Regions from separate parts of the Mus musculus genome. Here region 1 is linked to region 2. A link is a contact called in ENCODE POLR2A ChIA-PET data. All regions are on one chromosome and are shown on one strand. Each heading gives the region's core, a stretch centred on a gene start or an enhancer-like site at or near the end of the contact. The rest is flanking DNA. Distances are from core to core; before and after follow the strand shown.

Region 1 (3,508 bases), core at 536-3,035, 410 kb after region 2:
TTTTAAGAAGCCGCTGTATCTGGAGGCCAAGCCCATGGGCTGTCTCTGCTGTGTTTCTGCTCACAGTGCCTTGGGGCCCGGAGAGCACCCCCAGGGGAGACAGTCTTTGTTATGCTGAAGACATCCGGCAGCCTCTCCAGGCACTTAGCATACACTGCATTCAGTTTTGTGGGCATGTTTGTTTAACGATTGGCTCCCTTGGTTGTCCCAACACAACTCTGCCTCTGCAATCGCAAGCCCATGGTGGGCAGGTAGTTGGGTGGAAAAGTGGTCATGCAGATTAATGGGTGGATGGATGGAGTATCAGGGGGGAGATGGTCTTCGTTCTTCCACTGATATGGACAGATGTTGGAGGCAAATAGCTAGAGTTCTGGAAAAAAGTAGGATCCTCTTTCTAGGCCTCGGTTTCAGTGCTTACAGTAAGTAGCCATGCTTGGCGACAGCCAAGTGATCTTGCCCAGGCATTCCTGGGAGAAATGGTGACTTGCCTGAGGCTGAGGCTGGCCACTTCTACAGACTAGATGGTTTGGTTACCATGACCTGCCACTCTTCCTCTTTACCTCCCCTGTTGCCCAGGACCTGCTCCGGAGCATGGCCTGTGGAGACCCACCACAGCCTGGGCCTTAGGGCCATGGGTGGGTGGGTGGAGCCCAGGAAGAGAGCTGATTGGCTAGTGCTGAAGCAGAAAGGTGAATTATCTGTCCCTGGTCATTTCCTCACCTGAGGATGTTGGGACAGAGCCCCAGGGGCTCTCCTGAGGGACTGCAGGGTCTCACACCAGTACTTAGCACACAATGTGGCAGCTATGAAGCTTCTCCTAACCCTCCTCCGCTCTGATTTGCGTGGTTCTCCCAGCTAAGCAACCCACTGAGGTATTTCTGGAAAAGTCATCTGAGTGCCTTGAGGTCCTGAGACTAACTTCCTGACTGGCTGTTGGTTTGTCTGCTGCAGCTCTGACTCAGCCAGACTCTGCATCCTCTTTCCCCAGGTTACCACCTCTGCATCCCCTGGCACCAGTGGCCTCAGCATCCCACGGGAGGTCTGGGCTCTATCTGAACAGGATCGAGGCTCAGTCCACCTGGGAGGAGAATTGGGCTCCACTTTGAACCAGGATTAGTGATCAGGATTAGGGTCTATTTTGAGTCAAGAGGAGGCATGTTTTCAATGTAGGTCTTGTGGCCTGTGCCCTCAGAAGAGGGCCTGAAAGGAAGGGGCAAAGAAGGCAGAAAATATTGGTCTACCTTACAAGGGTCCTGGGAGCTGTGCCTTGCAAGTGAGGGAGGCTGGCCGTTCTTGCTCAGTATTGGTTATGCACTGGCCACCAGCTGTCCCTAGCAAAGTCCCAACCTCACTGGGCCTTGCTGGTCAGCATTTCCAGCAGCTCTTTCCTAGACATGGGTTCTGTGCCACTGTGTTCGTTCCATCCCTCTTAGGGTTCTGCCTCACACCTGGGACACTGGGCATCCTGATAGGACAGAACTCCAGTCCCTAGTGTCTAACAAGGGTTTTGGCCAGACATCATAAGCCCAAAAAGAAAAGCCCAGAGTAGGCTGGCCATTCAACCTTCCTAAGAAGCCCCAAGAGGGCAGGCTACATGCCTGGCTTCACACAGCTGCAGGCTGACCCAGATGGAAGCCCAACTGGCTGAGTCCCGAGTCCTGTGCACTCTTAACTGCGGGCAGTGAGCTTATTAGAAAGCACAGGCCTGAGGGGAGGAACAACCCCCACCCCCTAGTTCCCAGAGCAGGAACAGGGTACAGGCACAGGGCCCTGGCACCCACCAACTCCAGCCTCTCTGGCCAGCCCACCAGGCATGCTGCCCAGGAGAGGGAGTGGTATGTTGTGGGCAGGCAACCCTTCTTGGGTAATGAGGCCCAGCCTGTGGTTTGCAGGCCTTACAATGTGAATAATTCATTTGCAACCAAGTCTGGGAATTAGAAACCCATCCTAGATGATTTATTTAGCAGGGGGCCCGCTTCTAGGGAGAGGGGAGGAGGGCTTTGAACTATAAAAGGGAAGCATAAGTCTCCTAGCTGGATTTAAAGAGACAGACAGGCCTGGCTTTCCAACCCCAGCTCTGACTCCCTCCATCTGTGTGACCTTGAACACGAGCCTGGACTCTGTGCCTCAGTTTCTGTGGCTGTGAAATGGAGGACCCCTGCAACTGTAGCTGGGTTGTAAGTTTGTCCCGTGCACAAAGGAACACTTATATATAATAATGTGACTTGATTTAACCAACCATGTACTTTGTGGCCTGCCCCATGCTAAGAGATTACATACAGTGTTCCAAATTAGGAAACTGAGGCTCAGGCAAGGATCCTAATGGCCGCTGATGGACATTAGGACCATCCGAGGCAGATAAAGGCAAACTAACTGGGAGGAGTCCTCAGCCCAAACAGATGACAAAGTTTTCATTTTGCCCAACTCTCCCACTCTCCAAAATCACATACAATGGGCAGGCAGCGATAGCTGGCATTGAGCTGAGAGAGAGAGAAACGGAGCCTCTTGCACCTCCGAGCTGCTAGGCACTTGCTAATAACTAGCCCTGGGGCTTTCCAGAGGGCTTGTGGCCTTGGCCTTTGTACAGGAGGCTACTGTTCACTGTTGGGAACTCCCAGGCTCTTGGAGGGGTGAGACAGGGCCAAACTTATCACTCTGACTCAGCCAAAAGAGCTTGGGGTGACCCAGGTGGTACAGCTGTATTCTGATGCTATTGCACACGGCTCTGTGGTCTGCTATGTACATGCACACATGCGCTTGCTTGTGTGAGGTTGCATGCGTGCATGTGAGTGTTTCTGAATGCGTGGTGAGGGGGAGGATATGCCTACGGGTATATCAAGATTGAGTCTTTAGATGTGTCCTGCAGATGTTTCTGGAATTCATGAGTGTCCCATATCATATGTGCCCTGTCTATACAAGTACTGGGGATACTCTGTTAGAGTCACTACATGTCTATGAGCATTTAAGTGTGGGGTGAGATAAGATATACATACATGTTTTTGCACATATGTATGCGAATATGATTAGGTTCATATGTTTGGGCACTCAGAGGTCAGCGTGTGAATGAATAGCACTGAGCCCGCGTCTGTGTGAGGAATGTGTGTGGCTTCTGGGATCTTGAATTACATGTGTGCAGGTGTTTGGAGAGTATTTTCTCTATGTGTCTCTGTGTGTGTGGTGTGACATGGGAGCAGAGATGTGAATGGCGTGGTGTGTCATGTGTGCACGTGAAGGCACGTAGGCAGCCATAAATTGTGTAGAGAGACCCTAGCAAACTTGACAGCCAAGAGTCTTCCATTTCAGGCTGCTACACAGTAGCGTGTGGGTCCCCTCCCTCTAAGCTGCAGCCTTCCTGAGAAACAGGAGCTGTGCTGCCTAGGTAGCGCCAACATGATACATTCCTTCAGTTCAGCTGAGGAGATAGGCCTGCAGGCCCAAGGGCCGGTTCTTTCCAGGTTAGTGAAAAAACCGGCTGGAATTATTTTCGGCTTACATTGTTGCTTCAGTC
Region 2 (3,434 bases), core at 4-2,503:
GATTTCTGAGTTCGAGGCCAGCCTGGTCTACAGAGTGAGTTCCAGGACAGCCAGGGATACACAGAGAAACCCTGTCTCAAAAAAAAAAAAAAAAAAAAAAAAAAAAATTAATTAATTAATTAAAATAAATTAAAAAAAGACTCCGGCAGGAATGACTAGTCAAAAACAAAAACAAACAAACAAAAACGTCCTTCCTCTAAGCATACCAAATATCAACACTGCGCTGCCTTCAGAAGAGACTTAACATATGGTATTTACTCTATTACAATTTACCTCTCTCCCACACAGCAGATTCCAGTCAGGACAGAGCACTGTGCACGCTGAACAGCAACCAAGAGGAAAGTGCCAGCACCAGGGGAAGGAAGAAAACTTTTACAATTTCCTTGTCTGGGATGTGCCAGAGGGCCACAACTCGGTCCGATGAGTGAAAAACGGGGCCAGAAGAGGAGGAGTGTACTGAGGAGACTGGGCTGCTGAGAGGTGAGAACACTGGCAGACAGAAGTGGCATGCACCCGCAGTGCAGAAAGTAAACCTCAAGTGGGGATAGTAAACTTGAAGAGGTGGAGGATCATGAAGAGGGTGGAGCTAAGGAGAGGCACAGAAAAGGAGGAGCAGTGATATGGGCAGGGCCAGTGAAAGGCTTCCAAGAGAGGCAGTTAAGAGTGTTAAGAGAAAGTAGGACAGTGAAGAAGACAGGGCTGCACAAGTGGAACACAGAAGGGCGGGGCTAAGCTTCCAGGAAGGCGGAGCTTATGGGACAAAAGGGCAGGGACAGGATGTTAAGTAAAGCAGAGCTGTAAGGACGGAGTGGAGAAGGCGGAGCCATAAGGAAGGTGGGGCTGAGGAGGCGGAGTAGCGAGGAGGACAGGGCAGGGGAGGGCACAGTGAAGAGGGCGGTACTGAGGAGGGACGCTCCGAGTCTCCAAAGGAATTTGAGAAGTACAGAGGAATTGGGATCCAGGAGCCGGGAAGCAAAGTAGTTCGCCCAAGGCGCGTAAACTCCTGCCCCACCCATGTCTAGGCCCGCCGCTTCCTCCTTGCCGACGCCTGCGCAGTTAGTTACCTCGCCTCGCTCAGTCTGCTCCTTCTAGACTAGCAGCTCCTGTCACCAACAAAGGACGCTCGCCTAGAGAAAGAGAAGTGGCCGAAAGCCTTGAGCGACAGAGAAAAAGCTGCCGTGGACTCTGCGGACCAATCACACGGCCTTCCGGCGTCGCGGCGGACGCACGCTACCCAATCACAAGAAGCTTATCTCGGCGTCTGAGGAGGAGCTACGGGTCTTAGCTTAGGACAAAACTCGTAGATGTGTATTTCTAGTTAAATATGAAATTTTTATTAACTTACGTTCCAAGTTTCGAGACAAATTACAAAGGAATATTAAGGCGAAAAATAACTCGAAAACATTAACTTCTTCAAGAATAAGTAACTCAAAGAACAGAAGTTGTATGACAACCTGAATTGGATTGCTGGACTGGAAACGAGCATGGACAACTGAAGAAATTTGAATAACTCTTATCAACTAATGTTAGTCAAATAGTTGACTCTGTAGTTTACAGAGTTTACAACAGTTATGTATAATGATTACCTTTGAAAATTCTAGATTAAAAAAAAAGTCAAGGAAACTACCCTATGTTTGAAAACTTTTGTTAAACCTCAAATGATTTCAAACTGCTTAGTTGGCGTGTCTTGTACACAACTGTGAGATTGCAAATTAAACCGTGTGCTAATTAAAACATATCAAATTTGCTCGATTTGTATAAAATGCAGCGTTTAAGATAGGGCTCTTAATTTGAAAAGGGGGTTTCTTGATTCCTGTTTCTAGGACCACCTAGATGTTACTGCAAATTTGTCTATGTTCACATTTTAGAATTTCATCTTCTTGCCCCAACTGGGTGGTGGGGGTGATGGAGTGGGAGAGCTGGATGAGCCATCAGACCTGACTAAGCTTCCAACGTCCACCCATTTGGCCCAGGATTGGGCTAGTATTTGGGCTAGACTCAGAAATGCAAGGTACCTCCCCATGCCATCCCACCCCCACTGCTACCCCTGCCATGCAAGTTCTGTGCAGGGATAACATACTGTGGCCCCCAGGTTGAAGGGTGCCCAGTGCCCCCAAGTTAACCTGGAGACCTAACCTGAGGGCTAGGCAAGAGCTGGAGTGGAGAAAAACTCAAATGGGACCTGGGGCTTTTCCTGGACCGTCTCTTTGGAAAGATGTCAACTGAAAGGAAATAAAACTGTAATTCATGTAATGTATGTTAAATAGCCCAAAGAGTTGTTTCTGAGCTTTGAAACCTGGGGCTGAGAACATAGCAGAACAGACCAGGACATGCCCGGGCAAGCCCATCGCCTCCCTAGCTCCCACCCCTCTGACCTAAGTTAAATGTTACAGGCTGCTGATGTTTAAATGGACCAATCATGTGAAACCGCGCCAATTCCTCCCCCAGCCCCACTCCTTTTCTATAAAAACCCCTAGCTTCCAAGCCTCGTGGTCGAATCCACTGTCTCCTGTTATGTGAGATACGTTTCGACCCGGAGCTCCGCCATTAAAAACCTCTTGTTGTTACATCAAGGTGTTGTGTTCTATTCGTGATTCTTGGGTGCACGCCGAATCGGGAGCTGAGTGGGGGTTTCCCCACTGAGTTCTTTCATCAACCAAGAAGACCATCTGCTGCTCTGAGGACCTTGAGCTTAGTTTCAAGAACATGTGTAAGCTGCAGTCTCTGTTGTAGAAGTGTGTGGAGGAGGTGGAGGACGAGAGGGGCTGGAGAGATGGCTCAGCATTTTAGTACTATAATGCTCTTCCAGAGGACCTGGGTTCCGTGCCCTGGTGCAGGCCCACAGGAGAAAGCAAATGAGTAGCCAATGAATGGGTTAGCCTGACCCCAGCACTTAGCAAGCCTACTTTTCACTGCTGCTTTTGTCTTACTACCCAGATCATACTCTTAATAATTAACTTGTCAAAGTTACAGGGGTTGGGGTGGTGGTAGAGAATCAGAGAACACCAGTCAAATGATGCTCTAATCTGTAATCTTCCTTCAGGCTTATAGACATCAGAATGGTGAGCATGATGATCTATGGACAGCACTAAGACCACGTAGAGAGAACTGATTATTTCAAGAATGCCCACGGTGGTACCCACACAGCTATGATTAAAATTAGACTCCTCAGAAGTCACATATAATAAGCCTTTGCATCTGTGACCCCCCGACAAAGGGTTTCTATTGTTGTGATGAAACTATATGACCAAAAAGCAACTTAAGAGAAGAAAGGGTTTATTCAGCTTACATATCTATATCACTGTTCATCCCTAAGAAGTTACAACAGGAACTAAAGCAGGGCAGGAACCTGGAGGCAAGAGCTGATGCAGAGGCCGTGGAGGAATGCTGCTTACTGACTTGCTCCCCATGGCTTGCTCAGTCTGCTTTCTTAT

Evidence for each region. ChIA-PET counts read pairs that join two places held with the same protein, here RNA polymerase II (POLR2A).
Region 1: POLR2A ChIA-PET joins it to region 2 with 11 read pairs in Patski. The contact joins the enhancer-like site here to the promoter of Pdcl in region 2. POLR2A ChIA-PET finds 5 or more read pairs at or near these places in 2 of 5 experiments (Patski and embryonic stem cell).

Annotation. Positions count from the first base shown.
Region 1 is chr2:37,767,357-37,770,864 of GRCm38, forward strand. No RefSeq gene overlaps it. Among named protein-coding and RNA genes, the nearest start is that of Crb2, 7.1 kb to the right of the region's middle. Within about 2 kb of position 1,786, at least 2 of the 3 ENCODE cell types and tissues checked have a DNase peak (open chromatin) inside an H3K27ac peak, as active enhancers do.
Region 2 is chr2:37,358,079-37,361,512 of GRCm38, forward strand. Pdcl (phosducin-like) reads right to left here and starts at 1,254. Exons shown (of 4, transcript NM_026176.3): 1 at 1,065-1,254.